Linked DNA regions of Homo sapiens: region 2 is linked to region 1. A link is an interaction called in ENCODE POLR2A ChIA-PET data of the cell type or tissue named here. Cell type or tissue: PC-3. All regions are shown on one strand. Links, peaks and the distances in the headings refer to the core of each region. The heading gives the core; the rest is flanking DNA. Region 1 has its middle 8.2 kb from the start of RPP25. Region 2 has its middle 23 kb from the start of C15orf39.

Region 1 (8,326 bases), core at 190-8,189:
GCGGATCACGAGGTCAGGAGATCGAGACCATCCTGGCTAACACAGTGAAACCCTGTCTCTACTAAAAATACAAAAAATTAGCTGGGCGTGGTGGTGGGCGCCTGTAGTCCCTGCTACTCGGGAGGCTGAGGCAGGAGAATGGCCTGAACCCGGGAGGCGGAGCTTACAGTGAGCCGAGATTGTGCCACTGCACCCCAGCCTGGGCGACAGAGCGAGACTCCGTCTCAAAAACAAAACAAAACAAAAACAACAACAACAAAAAAGAAAATTAGCAGGGCCAGAGGGAACTCAGATTTAGCAGGCACCCACCGAGTGCCCAGCATTGGGTCAGATGTGTTTAATCTCCACACTCTTCTTTCCAGGAAGGTATCATCATTGTTTGACAGATGTGAAACTGAGACCCAGAGAGGTTAAATAACTTGCCTTATGTACCACAGCTAGAAAGAAGCAACCACAGATGTTTGAACTCAGAGTTCTGACTCCCTTTACTATCTCAGCCGAATGTATGAGAAAAATAAACTTTTAAGTGACTCAAACTGCCCAAAGGGGTTAGCTTTGGGAGATGAGGGTGTTCCATAGTGGAAAAGATGTGTTGGTGATCTGTTGCTGCATAAAAATTACCCCACAGCTCAGCAGCTTAAAACAGCAAACATTTGGCCAGGTGCAGTGGCTCCAGGAAGTTTAGACTGCAGTAAGCTGTGATTGTACCACTGCATTCCAGCCTGGGCAACAGAGCGAGACACTGTCTCAAAACAAACAAACAAAAAAAAACCCAACAACAATCATTTATTATTGTGAGATCACACAATTTCTGAGGGTCAGAAATCCAAGAACAGCTTGAAGAGGTCTCATCTAGCTCAGGGTCTGTCATGAGGCTGCAGTCAAGATGTCAGCTGGGCATGGAGGATCTACTCCCAAACTTACTTCACATATCTGTTGGTCAGAGGCCTCTGTTTCTCCACTGGTCTGATCATGACCTGGCAGCTGGCTTCCCCTAGAGCAAGTGATCAGAAAGAGACAAAGAAAGAGAGGGACAGAGAAAATAAGCAGGAAGCTGCAGTGCCTGTTATGGGCCAGCCTCCTCTGAAGTTGCACGCCATCATTTCCAGTTTATTATATTAGTTGGAAGGTAGCCCAGCCTACATTCAAAAGGAGGGGTTTCAGACTTCATTTCCTGAAGGGAAGGGTATCAAAGAACTGTAGGCATTTCAAAAATCACAACAGAGCCGGGCGCGGTGGCTCACGCCTGTAATCCCAGAACTTTGGGAGGCTAAGGCGGGTGGATCACAAGGTCAGGAGATCGAGACCATCCTGGCTAACACAGTGAAACCCGGTCTGTACTAAAAATATAAAAAATTAGCCGGGCATGGTGGTGAGTGCCTGTAGTCCCAGCTATTTGGGAGGCTGAGGCAGGAGAATCGCAGGAACCCGGAAGGCAGAGGTTGCAGTGAGCCGAGATTGCGCCACTGCACTTTAGCCTGGGTGACAGAATGAGACTCCGTCTCAAAAAAAAAAAATCGCAACAGAAGGCGAGTGTTTGGGAGGCAAATTTAGGAGGAGACGGAAGAAGGAATCAACATATTGAAGCAAACACGTGGAAAGAACACTGACCTTGAATCAGGAGAGCTAGGTTTATTTCCCGGCATACAGCAAGCACTTAATAGATGTTTAAGTGAATGCATGATTGACAATTTTTCTGAGATTGTTTTCACAGACGTAACAGCAGTTACCACCCCACATGCTCTCCTGAGGATTGAGTGGGATTATGGGTATCAGAGCTCTCTGTAAATGTAATAGTGCTGGTTGATGATGCCTGGAAGTGAATGTGGTCTGGGAGACAGGGAGAGGGCTCTGCCATACAAGAGCCTCTGCCCAGGCCAGGCATCTCTTCTGTCAGACTGAGTCCCAGGCCCTGGGGTAGTGCTCTGATTCCAGCTCTCCTTCTCAGCTCTCTATCTCACCCTCGGTCCAACCTCCTCACCATGGCTCAGCTCTAGGTATTGCTTTTCTCCTTCAGCCAGTCAGGACAGGACCCAGGAGACTTACCATTGGCCAAGCCTCTTGCCTGCAGGCCACTCTACCTCTTGTGCTGGCTCTGGCCCCACAGATGGGGAATGGGGGTTTGCATTGCAGACCCAGTGAGTGATGCCATTTGAGGACAAGAACCATTAATCTTGCATGAAATTCAATTGCTCTCCTAGCAGATAGGCCAAGTCACCGGAGTCCTGAGAGGAAGAGGGGTGTGTGGGGCCTAGAATGAATGAGGAGTGGTGTCTGTGGAAGGGGAAAGGAGAGGAGAGGCAAAAGCATCCATGGGACCTCCTTCTCGTTCTCCTTAAGACGGGATGCTGCCAGTAGTTCCCCTATCTTCCTTCCAGACTCTAGAGGCAAGTGCAGCGAAAAGCCACTCACCTGGGCAACATTAGTGTTCCCAGGAGAGCTCCTATTCCTGAAAGACTTCCCAAGAGCCTGCTGTGATGCCCAGAATCCTCCATTATTGCTTCCCCCCTTAGGATCAGTTTTGTCCTCTGAAGATAAGGTCCCTCCAAAATGGGAATTGGTCAAAACAAAATAATCCGGATGCTTGAGAACGTTGGGATGGGAGGAAGATATAGAGCTGATAAAGTGAGGAATCATTATCAATTACAGCTGACATTTAGTTAGCACGTACTATGTGCCAGACACTATCCTAAGCACTTTACATGTACAAACTCATCACATACAACAAGCACTATGAGGTAGCTGCTACCCACTTCATACGTAAATTAGAGCCAGATCCAGAGACAGATGGTCTGGCTCCAGTGTCTGCTCTTAACCATGGCACTAGACCATTGCAGGAGGAAGGGAAGGCAGGGCAGAAAGCCACCAGCTATCAAGACCTCCCTGGCTATCCATAATGAAGGGCACAGCACTCCAGGGCGTGTTCTGCTTTGCATTTGCCTGGTGTGGAAGGCATCAGGGCTGGTCCTTCTCCAGCACTGACCTGGGGCAGAGATAGGGAGCTTGGTTGGGTCTGCTTCCCTAGAAATATATCATATGCCCTTCAGGGTGCACTGAAGTTTGTCTGTTTTTGAGACGGAGTTTCGCTCTGTCACCAGGCTGGAGTGCAGTGGTGTGATCTCTGCTCACTGCAACCTCCACCTCCTGGGTTCAAGTGATTCTTCTGCCTCAGCCTCCTCAGTAGCTGGGACAACAGGCGCATGCCACCACGCCCAGCTAATTTTTGTATTTTCAGTAGAGATGGGGTTTCACCATGTTGGCCAGGATGGTCTCCATCTCTTGATCTCGTGATCCACCTGCCTCGGCCTCCCAAAGTGCTGGGATTACAGGTGTGAGCCACTTCGCCCGACCGAGGTTTTTGTTTACAACTCAGAAAATGCTTGCCCATCTGACACCCAGAAGCAGCTAATGGGGTGGTTACGAGTTTGGACTCTAGAGCTCCACTGCCTGTGTTGGAATCCCAGGTCTGCCACTTACCAGCTGTGCCCTTGGTCAAGCTATGGAACGTCTCTGTGCCTCGATTTCTTTCCCTGTGAAATAGAAACAATGACAATAGTACTTATCTCTTAGAATTGGCTCAGGTTAGGCCGGGCGTGGTGGTTTATGCCTGTAATCCCAGCAATTCGGGAGGCCGAGGCGGACAGATCACTTGAGGTCAGAAGTTTGAGACGGGTCTGGCCAACATGGTGAAACCCCATCTCTACTAAAAATATAAAAATTAGCTGGGCATGATGGCGCACACCTGTAATCCCAGCTACTCCGGAGGCTGAGGCAGCAGAATCGCTTAAACCTGGGAGGCAGAGTTTGCAGTGAGCCGAGATTGGGCCACTACACTCCAGAGCGAGTGTAGTGTCACCTGGGTGACAGAGCGAGACAGAGCACAAACAAAACAAAACAAAAAACCGAAAAACAAAAAACAAAAAAATGATTGTCTTAGGTTATACCCCAGTACTTCCATGGAGTTGTCACCCCAGATTTCAGAGATAGGCTAAATCCCTTGTCTATAGATTCAGCTACTGAGCATTAAAGCTTGTAGGGAAACCCGTGGTGGTGGGGGGATGGGGTAAAAAAACACAGGGAGGCAGAAGGGGGATGTTGACTTCCATGTGGCAGCCAGCACTGCTGGGCCTCAGCTGTTCATTGACAGGCAGGACTGCAGGCCCAGTGGTTTTATTTTGATTGTGTGTGATTGAACATTTTCTGCTTCATTTCAATGAGAGTTGTCTGTGTCAGCTTTTCTGAATGTTACATAGATAGAACCCTTCTTCCTTCACATCCGGTTGAGTCAGGCTCATGACAAACAATGTAATTTCCTTGCTGTAGAGTCCCCTAGGGTCTGGAGTACTGGGAAGAAGCCAGGAAATTGTTCCCTTTTTCCTGGGTCGCCTCTCTTCCTGACAGTTGTTCCTTTCCCACCTTCCCATGGTGGTGAGAGTGGAAACAGCATTTTTCACATGCTACCCTTGATACCTCCATCCCCCAGCCTGCCAGCCTGGAACAGAGCCCCCAAATCAAGCTGGATGAATTGGGGTTCCTCTCAATTCCAGGAGACACTTAGTCAAATTCCCTTTATGGCCACGAGGATAATTACAACCAGATAATTGTCTTCCTTCTCTTGAACGAACGATGAAGTAAATCAAGTGTGCCTGCCTTCTACTCTGAAGTAAATCACAAAGCACCCTGTATGTATTCTCCCAGAAGATAAATTTTATACATTTCAACAAGGAAAGAGAACATATTTTGTTTGCAAAATTCCTGGGAGAACTCTCTATCTCTCTCTGCCCAGAAATTATGTGTACCTGCTGATGAATGACCTGCCTGATGAACCTGCCTTGGGAAAGATAATAGAGTTATGATTGGATGTCACCAGCTCTCATCATTTCTGCTGTGGGAGAAGTCACAGGAGCAGGCAGAACTCTTCCCTCTGATGAAGCAGTTGTCTTCTTGTAACCACAGATCTTCTTCGTTCACTGGGGTTGTGGGCACACCTTTAAGATTCTGCCCTGCGCCGGGCGCGGTGGCTCACGCCTGTAATCCCAGCACTTTGGGAGGCCGAGGCGGGTGGATCACGAGGTCAGGAGATCAAGACCATCCTGGCTAACATGGTGAAACCCCGTCTCTACTAAAAGCACAAAAAATTAGCCGGGCCTGGTGGCGGGCGCCTGTAGTCCCAGTTGCTCAGGAGGCTGAGGCAGAAGAATGGCGTGAACCCGGGAGGCGGAGCTTGCAGTGAGCCGAGATCACGCCACTGTACTCCAGCCTGGGCGACAGAGCCAGATTCCGTCTCAAAAAAAAAAAAAAAAGAAAAGAAAAAGATTCTGCCCTGAAGTCCAAGTGAGCTACACAGGTCCAGTGTTTTCAAAAAAGAAGTCCCCAAACTCATGTTTTTATGTGACAGTTTCAGGTTTTTATTTTTTATTTTTTTATGTTTAATTGTTTTTAGACAGAGTCTCACTCTGTTGCCCAGGCTGGAGGGCAGTGGCACGACCTTGGCTCACTGCAACCTCTCCGCCTCCTGGGTTCAGGCGATTCTCCTGCCTCAGCCTCCCGAGTAGCTGGGACTACAGGCTTATGCCACCACGCCCTGCTGATTTTTGTGTTTTTAGTAAAGATGCGGTTTCACCAGGATGGTCTCCATCTCTTGACCTTGTGATCCGCCCACCTCGGCCTCCCAAAGTGCTGGGATTACAGGAGTGAGCCACTGCGCCCAGCCTATTTTTTATTTTTAAATTTCTTTTAGAGACAAGGTCTCATTTTGTTGACCAGAGCTGGAGTGCACTGGTGCAGTCATAGCTCACTGCAGACCTGAACCCCTGGGCTCAAGGGATTCGCAGGCACATGCCATGTGGGCCAGTTTCAGGTTTTTAAATGTTGTCGACTGTTTCAGTTATCTATTGCTGAGTAACAAATCACCTTAAAATCACAAATCACCAGGCCAGGCGCGGTGGCTCACGCCTGCAATCCCAGCACTTTGGGAGGCTGAGGCGGGCGGATCACGAGGTCAGGAGATTGAGACCATCCTGGCTAACACGGTGAAACCCCGTCTCTACTAAAAATACAAAAAATTAGCCGGGCGTGGTGGTGGCCGGTGCCTGTAGTCCCAGCTACTCAGGAGGCTGAGGCAGGAGAATGGTGTGAACCCAGGAGGCGGAGCTTGCAGTGAGTGGAGATTGCGCCATTGCCCTCCAGCCTGGGCAACACAGCGAGACTCCCATCACACACACACACACACAAAAATCACACATCCCCTTAATTAGTGGCTAAAATAGCAATGATGTATTATTTATGTTTTTTTACTATTATATATTTTTTAAAAATAGAGATGGGCTGGGTGCAGTGGCTCACGCCTATAATCCCAGCACTTTGGGAGGCCGAGGAGGGTAGATCTCCTAAGGTCAGGAGTTCTAGACCAGCCTGGTCAACATAGTGGACCCTGTCTCTACTAAAAACACAAAATTAGCCAGGCATGGTGGTGGGCACCTGTAATCCCAGCTACTCGGGAGGCTGAGGCAGGAGAATTGCTTGAACCCAGGAGGCGGAAGTTCCAGTGAGCTGAGATCAGTGTAGCCTGGGCAGCAGAGCAAGACTCCATCTCACACAAAAAAAAGAGATGGGGTCTCACTATGTTGCCCAGGCTGGTCTTGAACTCCTGGGCTCAAGTGATCTGCTCACCTATGCCTCCCAAAGGGCTGAGATTATAGGCATGACGCACCATGTCCAGCCAATGATGTATTATTTCTAATGACTTCGTTTTGGCTGGGTTCAGCTGGGCAGTTAGTTCTTCTGCTCCACTTAATACTGGCTGTGGTCACTCACATGGCTTCATTCAGCTGGGAGCTTGACAGAGGTCAGAACACTCAAGATGGCTTCATTCATAAGTCTAGTGCCTCTGCTGGGGTGGCTGGAAGGCTGGGGGTGTTGGCTGGGCCTCTCTTTTCATGGACTCTAGCCTAAGCTTCTTTCTTGAGTGGCTTGATCCCAAAACAGTGAAAATGGGAGCTGTCAGGCTTTGTAAGGCCTAGACCTAGATGTCACACATTATCATGTCCTCTACATTCCATTGGTCAAACCAAGATACATGTCTAGACCAGATTCAAGGGATAAGGAAATAAACTGTACCTCTTGGTGAAAGGCCTGACATGTATATACAGGAATGGGAGGAACTGTTGACAGCCATCTCTGCAGACAATCTACCACATGAACTAACTCATGTGTTTTTGTTTTTTGTTTTTGAGATGGAGTCTCGCCCTGTCGCCTAGGTTGGAGTGCAATGGCACGATCTCGGCTCACTGCAACCTCCGCCTCCCAGGTTCAAGCGATTCTTCTTCCTCAGCCTCCCAAGGAGCTGAGATTGCAGGTGCCCGCCACCACGCCTGGCTAATTTTTTTTTTTTTTTTTTTTTTTTTTTTTTTTGAGACGGAGTCTCGCTCTGTCGCCCAGGCTGGAGTGCAGTGGTGGAGTCTTGGCTCACTGCAAGCTCCGCCTCCTGGGTTCACGCCATTCTCCTGCCTCAGCCTCCAGAGTAGCTGGAACTACAGGTGCCTGCCACCACGCCTGGCTAATTTTTTTTTGTATTTTTAGTAGAGATGGGGTTTCATCATGTTGGCCAGGCTGGTCTCAAACGCCTGACCTTGTGATCTGCTGGCCTCAGCCTCCCAAAGTGCTGGGATTACAGGCGTGAGACACTGCGCCTGGCCTAGCTCATGCTTTTAAATAACGTATCTGTAGCTCAGTTTAGCCCAAGGTTGCAACTTCCTTTTTTTTTTTTTTTGAGACAGAGTATCTCTCTGTCGCCAGCCTGGAGTGCAGTGACCTGATCTCAGCTCACTGCAACTTCCATCTCCTGGGTTCAAGCAATTCCCTGCCTCAGCCTCCCAAGTAGCTAGGATTACAGGCGCCCACCACCATGCCTGGCTAATTTTTGTATATATATATTTTTTAGTAGAGACGGGGTTTCACCATCTTGGCCAGGCTAGTCTTGAACTCCTGACCTTGTGATCCACCTGCCTCAGCCTCCCAAAGTGCTGGGATTACAGGCGTGAGCCACCACACCCAGCCTCCTTTTATTTTTTTAATTTAAATTTTATTTTTTTGAGACAGAATCTTGCTGTGACGCCCAGGCTGGAGTGTAGTGGAGCAATCAGGGCTCACTGCAAACTCTGCCTCCTGAGTTCAAGCAATTCTCCTGTCTCAGCCTCCCGAGTAACTGGGATTGCAAGTGCCCACCACCACACCAGCTAATTTTTTGTATTTTTTGTATTTTTTTTTTTTTTAGTAGAGTAGGGGTTTTACCATGTTGGCCAGGCTGGTCTCGAACTCCTGACCT
Region 2 (8,326 bases), core at 188-8,187, 260 kb after region 1:
TTGACTCCAAAGGCAATGCTGACATCCCCCGTGAGACACAGTGACAGACTGAGACTAACGTAGGGTTACCTGGCTCAGAGTCACCATGGCCAGGCAGAGGTCAGGTCCTGGCCTGGTTCAAGATCTTCCCCAATGCCCTTCTAGCTCTGGTGCCCTGCAGGGTCTACCTTGGAGCACCTGGAGCCCGAGAAGCTGCCCCTCACCTTTGAGATCCCAGGGACCCCCTCCCTGATCATGATGAAGGCGGAACCAAACCCGCTGAGGTGCCTGAAGGAGGAAGGGTCAGCCTCTGCCTCCCACGGCCTCTCTGATGGGGAGGATGTTATCGCAGCAGCGTGAGCTGGGAGCGGAATCGGGAGGATAGGGGTTTTCTCTATGGGTAGCTCTGGGCTCCAGGGTGGAGCCCTTTTAACCTGGCCCCTCCCCTGTGACTCTCCTTGGCCCCAAGCAAAGAAAGCAGCTTGCCCGAGGTCACCTGACAGGTAGGAACAGAGTGGGACCTGGGTTCTTTCTCACCCAGCTGCAGCTCCCCCGGCTTGCCCCACAGCCCCTTCCACCAGGTGACACAGAACCTGGCAGGCTGTGCCCCATAGAAGAGTTCACTTTCCTTCTGGTGAGGGATGGGAACCACCTTGGGGCGGGAGGGATGAGGGGTCTGGGGGCTCTCCCAGCCCTGCCTCACATTTGAAGGATGGCATCTGGGTGGCAGCATGGTTTAGGCTACACAGGGCGGCCCCGAGGTTTATAGCCTGGCCTCGGGCGGATGCTGCCATGCCACCTTCTCTTTTGCACATCCTGACCTGGCACCCTACCTAGTTAAAGGTCCTCAGGTCTCCTGGGCATTGCCCCCACTCCCTGCCCAGACACAGCTGTCCTTGTCCTGGACTAATCTTCAGAGATTCTTGTCCAGCCCACAGCTTTGCTGGACATCGCAGGCTGGGCCAGGTCCCCTGCCCAGCACTAACATCTCTTTGTGAGTCTCAACCAGACTGAGCTGTAGCGTCAGGGTCAGGGTAGGCTCTGACTTAATTGATGGTGTCAATAAACCCCCAGGACAGGGGGGTTTATTGATGGTGTCACATCTGCTTACATTCTTGGCCTCTATGGTCTCTTTGGGGCATGATACCCCTCTGTCCCATGCTTAGGTGCCCACATGTGGCCACAAGTGCCTTTCCTACCACTATCCCTACTTGAGGCCGGTGTCCAGGAACCTGTGGCTCCAGGCAGAAGGCTGAGCGCAGAGCCAGGCCTGGGCAGACATTCCGCAGGGGCTGCAGGAGCTGACAGCCCTGACCACCCAGCCCGTGGCCATCCATTCCCCTTCACCGTGGCTGGCCCCTCATCCACCATCCTTCCAGGGGCCAGGCCTGGGCCCAAACTGACTTTTGCCTGCCCCAGTCCCCCTCGTGTTCTTGGCTGAGTGTGATGGTCTTGCCCGTTTCCTTGATTATCCTCAATCAGAGGTTTATAGAGCCACTTGGGGACATCACATCTATCTACCAGGTCCTCACCAGAGACATGACTGCCTTGGGCCGGGCCTGGGATAGTCAGGGGTCAGACTCACCTGTTGGGACCTGGCTTCAGCGGCTTCAATGTGGGCAATGGCCTGATGGGCGGCTGCCCCTTCTCCTCTGCTTGGGGGAGGTAGGAGAGGAAGGTCAGGCAGGAGATCTGCTTCCGGCCCACCTGACGCTGGTTGGAAGCAGGGCGCCCACCTGTGCCTGTCTCACCTCGCTGCAGGTGCATCGGAGGCTGAACCGCTCTCCTGATCTCCTGCAGGTGCAGATTCCACATTTCCAGTGGGTGTCGGGGTGGGCTCCAGAGCTCTCCTGGCCCTAGGGAACCCTGGGCTCCATGAGGCCTTGGCCTAGCCAGATTGTTTCCCACACTGTCACCTCCCCATACCGTCACCTCCTCAAACATGGGGCTGCATGCTCTGTGCCCTGGGTGGGACATTGGAAGGAGTTCCACCTTCCAGGTTTGGATCACAGTAAAGCCTCTGCCATGGGGATGTGCTGGCTGAGACAGATGGGGTTGAACCAGCCCTGTCACTTTGGCCTTGGGCAAGTCACCTGTGCCTTGCTTCCCTTTCCCCAGCAGCCAGACGGGGATAATAGCACCCATTTCACCCGTACTCAGGTGCTCACTTGTTAGCGGGAACTGAGTCCCAGAGGAGGTGCAGGCAGAGCCATCGAGAAAGCACTGCAGCTGGACCTGGGTCTGAGTCGCAGTTCCTGGCTGTGAGATGCGTCTCTCCCTCTGTTTATTCATCTGAAGGACAGGGCTGTGCTGTTCTGGGGTCACTGTGACAATTCAGCTGGCCTGTGTGAGTTGGTGGTGGCTTCCTGAGATGGTTTGAGGTGGGCTGGAGGTGTGTCTTGAATGCCCCCTCGCCTCCATGGGGAAGACCCACTTAGGGAAGACTCGTGGCTGTATGGAGGAACCCACGTTCCCTGCCCCCCAGCTGTCCTCTGTCCTTTCCCAGCCCCCTCTGCTGTCCTGCAGTTTCTGGCAGTGGCCATCCAGCTTGTTGGTCATCTGGCTGGTCCACTCTTCCAGGTGGACCCTCTCTCCTCATGTGGTGCAGGTCCCATTGCACCACCACCAGACAGGCCATGCTAGCCCCAGGGCCCCCTTTCCCTGTTACCCAGCCCCCACCCCCAGCTATGTGCCCCCTCCCTAAAGCCCACTGTGTCCACCAGCTGTGTTTGAACTGTCTGTGTGCAAGACCTCATGCAAAGCCTGAAACAGCCTGGCTTGTAGAGGGCCAGGAGACCAAAGCTTGAAGAGAGAGTGACGGTCTCCCAGAGCCCACTTAGCCTCAGCCCCAGGGCTGTGTCCATGCTGGTCCTGGCTCCATTGAGCCAATTCTCTCCCATGACGCCTGTAAGGGCTCCAGTGGTGATGGAGGTAGCTGGAGAGAACAAGGCTGCCATAACCCTCCCTCCCTGAGAAGGCCCAATGGGGAACGTTTTAGGCATCAGGGCATTCTGGGGGCATCTTCCAGGGACCCCTCCTACACCCTGCCCTGCCCTGGCTCTCTAGTGAGAAATTGCAGTTGCTTGGACAGTGGGGCTGACCCAGGACAAATGCATATATTGGGCTGGTCTTTGGGGTGCTGGGGTGGGGGCATGGGCGCTTCAGGGATAGGAAGGAGAGGCCTGTGTATTCCAGAAGTACAGAGGAACCTGGTGCCGGCCACAGTCAATCCCGATGTGATGATCTTTCTACCCGCCCTCTTTGATGTCTTGGTGCTGGCTGCTGTCTTTGGCCACATAAGCTCATGGTCTGGGTTCCTGGGGTCCCCTCGCTGGGCCTCCACACTGCCTGCAGGTAGAGGAGCCTTCAGGCCAGGACTATCCTTGGCTCCCCTTTCCAGGTCATGGGTTCAAAGACCATTCCTGGGTTCCACCACCGCCAAGCCTCAATGGTGTCCTGATGGGCACGGGAGCTGCTGGGGCGTTCTGGGTTAAGACCCTTGCCTATCCCAGTGTTCCCCCCTGCAGTGGGGCTGCAGGGGTTGGCCTCAGTCTCTGCCCTGGGAGCCTGCCTCACCTTGGCCTGGCGGCCCCACACCTGCCCTGGAAGACCCCCCCACACTCAGTGGCTCTGATTCACTGTAGAGCAGCCAGGGCCCCCGTTGCTCACACCCTCTGGCCTGAGGCTGACTGGCTCTGTGGCTGGGTTTGGGGGTCAGGGAGGGGGGTGGGCCTTGCCCTCAGCAGCCCCCATTCCCACTCCGACCCCTTTTCAGTCTTCCTCCTCTTGTGGGCTCTACCCTGGGGCGCCCCCAGCTCCTCACACCATATGACCGTCTAAGTATCTAGAAATCAGTTTTTTAAATACCAACTTTGGATTGCTTCCTGACTTTTCCATACCCCCAAAGGGCCAGTGTTTGTCTTAGGACTGACAGTCCCTCCAGCTCTACTGGGCCAGACCAGGCGGGCGTAAGGGTGCCCCTGCCCCAGCCCTCTTTGGGGCGGGCTTCTGTCCCCTTCCTGCTGCCTCTGCAGCTGAGTTCCTGCCCCAGGGAGAGAAACTTAACCCAGCTCTGTGGGGATGAAGGTGCCCTGCAAAGCGCCACGGGAGGGCTGCCAGGCTGCCGTGTTCTGCTGTCTGAGGCCCGCCATGCTGGGCCACGCCCAGAGCCGGCCTGAGTGCCCCCACCTCAGTGGGCTTTGTGATGTGTATGTACAGGATCACACCTTGCCCTTTCCTCCGGTCTGACCCTTCCCTATCTCCCCGCCTCAACCCCATGTCCTGTGTGTGAGCACCCAGCTCACTCTCGTTCCTCCCTCTCCAAAGTGTGGTCCCTGGCAGCACGAGTGGCAAGAGGGTCAGCAGAGACTGCGGACACCTGAGCTGTGCCTAAGTCCTCTGTGTGGTCTAGCTGTGTGTGCTGGGGGAGGCTCTTGGCCACCATTTCCCCCTCTGTAAATGAGACCGATACCTGTGGCATGGAGGGCGGGAGGCTGGTGTGAGTGCCAAGCACTTGGAGCAGGGCCCTGAGTGAGCATGGACGTGGGAGCAGGGGTGTTTCTCAACTTTGTGCACCTTGGGGATGGGAGTGGGGCTCCCCGCGTGGGTTGACAAGGCATTGCTTTCCCCCACCCCACCTCTGTCCCAGCCCTGCAAGTCCAATCCTTGGGGGTTTTGGAGGGAAGAAGCCCTGGCTGTGTGTCCTCGAGCTGGTCCTTGGCCCTCTCTGGCTCTGAGTTCTGGGGAAAGTCAGTGGTGCTGGAACTCCGGATTCATTCCTCAGGGTTGAGGCACCGTCTGTGGAAGCCATGGGGCAAGGTGAAGGCAGGGAGAGGAGAGGTTTGGAGTTTGGGTTTCAGCAGAGGGAGCAGCAGCATGAGGGGTCACCTGTGTGTAGAGGAAAGGGAGTGAAGGCCAGGAGTGGGGAATGAGTCTGAGTGCACCCAGGACGGTGCTGCGCCTCCTCCCACATCCACTTGGCCCCGGGGGAGGGAGAAGAAAGGCCATAAGACAAAGGGGAAGCTGAGTTGGGTCCACACATGTCCTTCCAGGACCTGGAGGTGCCACTGTCTGGCCCTCATGCAGTGGGAAGTGGGGGAAGGAAGATTCCCTCCCCACACCTCCTGTTCTCTGTCCCAGGTCTCCTGGCCTCCTGTGCTCCTAAGTTCAGTCTCTGTCGGCCCCCAACATCATTTCTAGTGTTGGTGGGAGGGAGCTGGGAACAGGCGAGGGGTAGGTGGGGCCTGCTTGGGGGAGTCTGCCTGACTGCCTGGGCCACTGCCCACAGTACTGGGGAGCTTTTCTGGCACACCAACTGCACCCCCCAGGCACTGCCAATGACAGCCCCCGGGGAGTGTTTGCAGAAGGCCTTGGCAGGAGGCGCGGTGGACCCCACCCAGAACAAACAATTGGGGTGGGGTCAGGGAGAACCGCCCTCCACTTACCTGTCTGGAGAGGGTCCTCTGTACCACACTGTGTGCTTCTACACACCCAGGCTGAACACCCCATGGGAGGCCCTCCACTTTAGCACCTTGACAAGAAGGGTGGGGACACTGGGATCAGGCCCAGCCCCCTGGCCCCAAACCGTGCAACCCCAGCTGGAGGATGAGGAGATGCTGGGCTTGGGTGGGGGAATCAGGGGTGTAAAGGGGCCTGCTCACCCCTCAGCTTGGCTTAAAGGCTCAAGAGGTCAAAGGCTTAGGCTGCCCCTCAGGAAGGCGCCCGGGCCCAGCCAGACACTCACCAGGACAAGGGCCAGTGTGACGAGCAGGAGGCCCAGGATGAGGAGAGCCACGGCATAGCAAGGGATGGAGGCGTCCAGCGGACTGGAGACTTCAGGGCTGGGGGTGCCTGGAGCAGAGCAAGAAGGCCATGGCCAGGCGGGGCCCTGCCTCCCAGACTTCTGAGAAGGCAGAATCTGGGCTCAGAAGGTGCTGCGGGACCAGGGAGCTGGGGCTAGGAGCACCTTGGAGGGCTCCATGAGGAGGGGAGGCAGGCTTCAGATCAGGGCATGTGGAGGCAGCGAGCCCAAGGGAGGAGGCAGATGGACAGAGGGAGGGGGCCTGCAGAGGGAAGGAGGTACTGACCGAGGTCTGGGATGACCATCTCCACCAAGAGGCCCTCTGCCTTCCCCAGGGTGTGCAGACCCTGGCGCAAACGGTCCCACATGAGAGCCTGGGCTGGCGCCGCCCTGAAGAAGGTGGCACCCATTCTGGCAGTCAGTGGCTCCGGCCTGGTGGGAGGATCATCACAGACTTCAGGGGGCTGGGCAGCCTTGGGGGACTAGGGGAGGTCATCTCTTCCAGCCTCCTGCCCTCAACCCCAGAACCCAGGTCTGAGCCCTGGGTCACCCAGGGCCACCCTGAACCCACGGGAATTCCTCCACCACCACTTGGTCAAAGTTCTGCAGAGGTCTGAGGATGAAGTTCAGCTGGGGGGTCAGGAGAGGATGAAGAGGGTCACAGCTCTACCAAAGTCTTGTCCAGTCATCCCCCATCTTCCCGAGGCCTCTTCCTCGACCCCCCACTTCATCCCGCCACTTCACCCATCTCGTCAGCTGCCCTTGAAGTGCCCAGAACTCAGGGCTGGTTTTGTCCTCCAAAGCCTTGGTGTAGGGCTGGACCAGGATCTGCAGCCAAACTTCATACAGCACCAGCTCTGCCTTCTCCCCTAGAGTGATGGGGGTGGAGGTGGCATCAGCCTGCATCCCCTCTCCTGGAAGCCCTGGAGTGGGACACACACCCAAGCTCTTATGCTCCATCCAGGGGTCAGCTGCCACTGGTCTAAAAACCAAATTTCTTGCTGCCTGTTTTTGTGTGGCCCATGAATTAAGAATGGCTTTTACATGTTTAAATGGTTGAAAACATGGAAAGTAGAATCGTATCTTGTGACACATGAGAAGTACGTGAGATGCAAACTTCCATGTCCATAAAGAAAGGTTTCCGGGAACGTGGCCACGCTCATTTGTTGACATGTTGCCTAGGGCTGCTTTCTTGCTAAGAGGAGGGTTTGAGTAGGTGGTGACAGAGACCCAGTGGCCTGCAGAGCCTTAAAGAGTTCCCATCGGGCCCTTTACAGAAAATGCTTGCTAACCCCTGTACTAATCCATCTAATGGAATACACTGCCCACTCCGTGAGTTGATCCTAGTAGGAAATGTTGCTGATAATTTAACAGCTGCTGCTTTTATGTTTTATTTTGTCCCTGATCCGGTGGGAGACACGTAAGAAAATTCACTCCCTGGGTGGAGGTCATGGTGGGGCTTGTGGCCATCAATGGTGAAGCCTCTTTAAGAGGACACATGGGGAGCTCTACCATCTGTTGAGAGGGTTGTGAGGGGCCCTCTGTGTTGAGGAATGAAGAGGGAACGCTGCCTGTGTGCTGGGAGCTGGCTTTCTGGGGAGCAGAAGAGATGGTGGTTCGGGCCTGCGGAGGCAGAGGCCCAAACCAATCTGGTCTCTGGGGCTGCCGGCAGGGAGAGTAGTTGTGTAGGAGTGAGTGCAGGGGCAAAGCCCGAAGGAGGGCACCCCTGAACGCACCCCCGACCGCACCCCCAGGAGGCTGTGGTGGTGGGGGTGGGGCAGCACTGTAGGAGGACCAGCACCTTCTGTGGCTGAGGGGTCCTCGGAGAGCAGCTCTGGGCTGTGCGTAGCTGGAGGGGACTGATTTGACCCAGCGCTCTCCTAACTTGGGTGTGGAACAGCTCTCCCTGTTTGAATGGCAACAAGCTTGCAGAAGTCATCCTGCAGGAGGCCCCAAGAGGAGATATGGGCTTCTTGCAGCCCCTGCACTGGGGCAGAGCTGAGGGCTTTTGCCCCTGACTTGGTGGGACAGATCTTGTCATGCATGTGAGGACTCAGTGAGGTCCTGGGCAATCAGGGAGGTGACGGGACCCTCTCATCCTTCTGATCTTGACTGCTTCTCGCCTCTGTCCAGCTCCTTGCTAAAGCTCTATGCCCCATTCCTCTCTGTGGCCCCAACACATGAGCAAGTGTTGTCTGAAGGAAATTCTGCCCATTCTCTAGAAGGGGAACACCAAGGTTTAGAGAGGGAAAGAGCCTGCTGGCCCAGAGACACACAGGGATTGCAGCCCCGACTCACCATTGGCCACGATGCTGGATTTCTGGAGGATGGGATCTGTTATGTTTTGGGCCAAGTGATTAGCCAGGCCTTGGAGGTGGGTAGTGATGGGAGTCTGGAACTTGTATTCGATATAAACACCCACCCACTGGTCCGCATTGCTAGAGAAGCACAAGGGGAGAGTGCAGAGGTCACAAGCTCTTTGCCAGCACGTTTCTAGAGCAGGTAGAGTCCCCCAAAATGCACACCCTCTGGCGTGGGGGCCCCCTA

What was found. Peaks named below come from ENCODE experiments on the same cell type or tissue, not always from the same donor. Only the 100,000 strongest peaks of a DNase experiment are listed, where the experiment ranks them.
Region 2: POLR2A ChIA-PET joins it to region 1 with 11 read pairs; 5 of 35 experiments call an interaction of 5 or more read pairs at or near these places.

Annotation. Positions count from the first base shown.
Region 1 is chr15:74,960,763-74,969,088 of GRCh38, forward strand. No RefSeq gene overlaps it. Among named protein-coding and RNA genes, the nearest start is that of RPP25, 8.2 kb to the left of the region's middle. In PC-3, for the core only: no CTCF peak of the experiment used is centred there; a DNase peak (open chromatin) is centred at 4,289; H3K27ac peaks cover 750 bases.
Region 2 is chr15:75,220,336-75,228,661 of GRCh38, forward strand. It overlaps the pseudogene TRCG1P. Among named protein-coding and RNA genes, the nearest start is that of C15orf39, 23 kb to the left of the region's middle. In PC-3, for the core only: no CTCF peak of the experiment used is centred there; no DNase peak of the experiment used is centred there.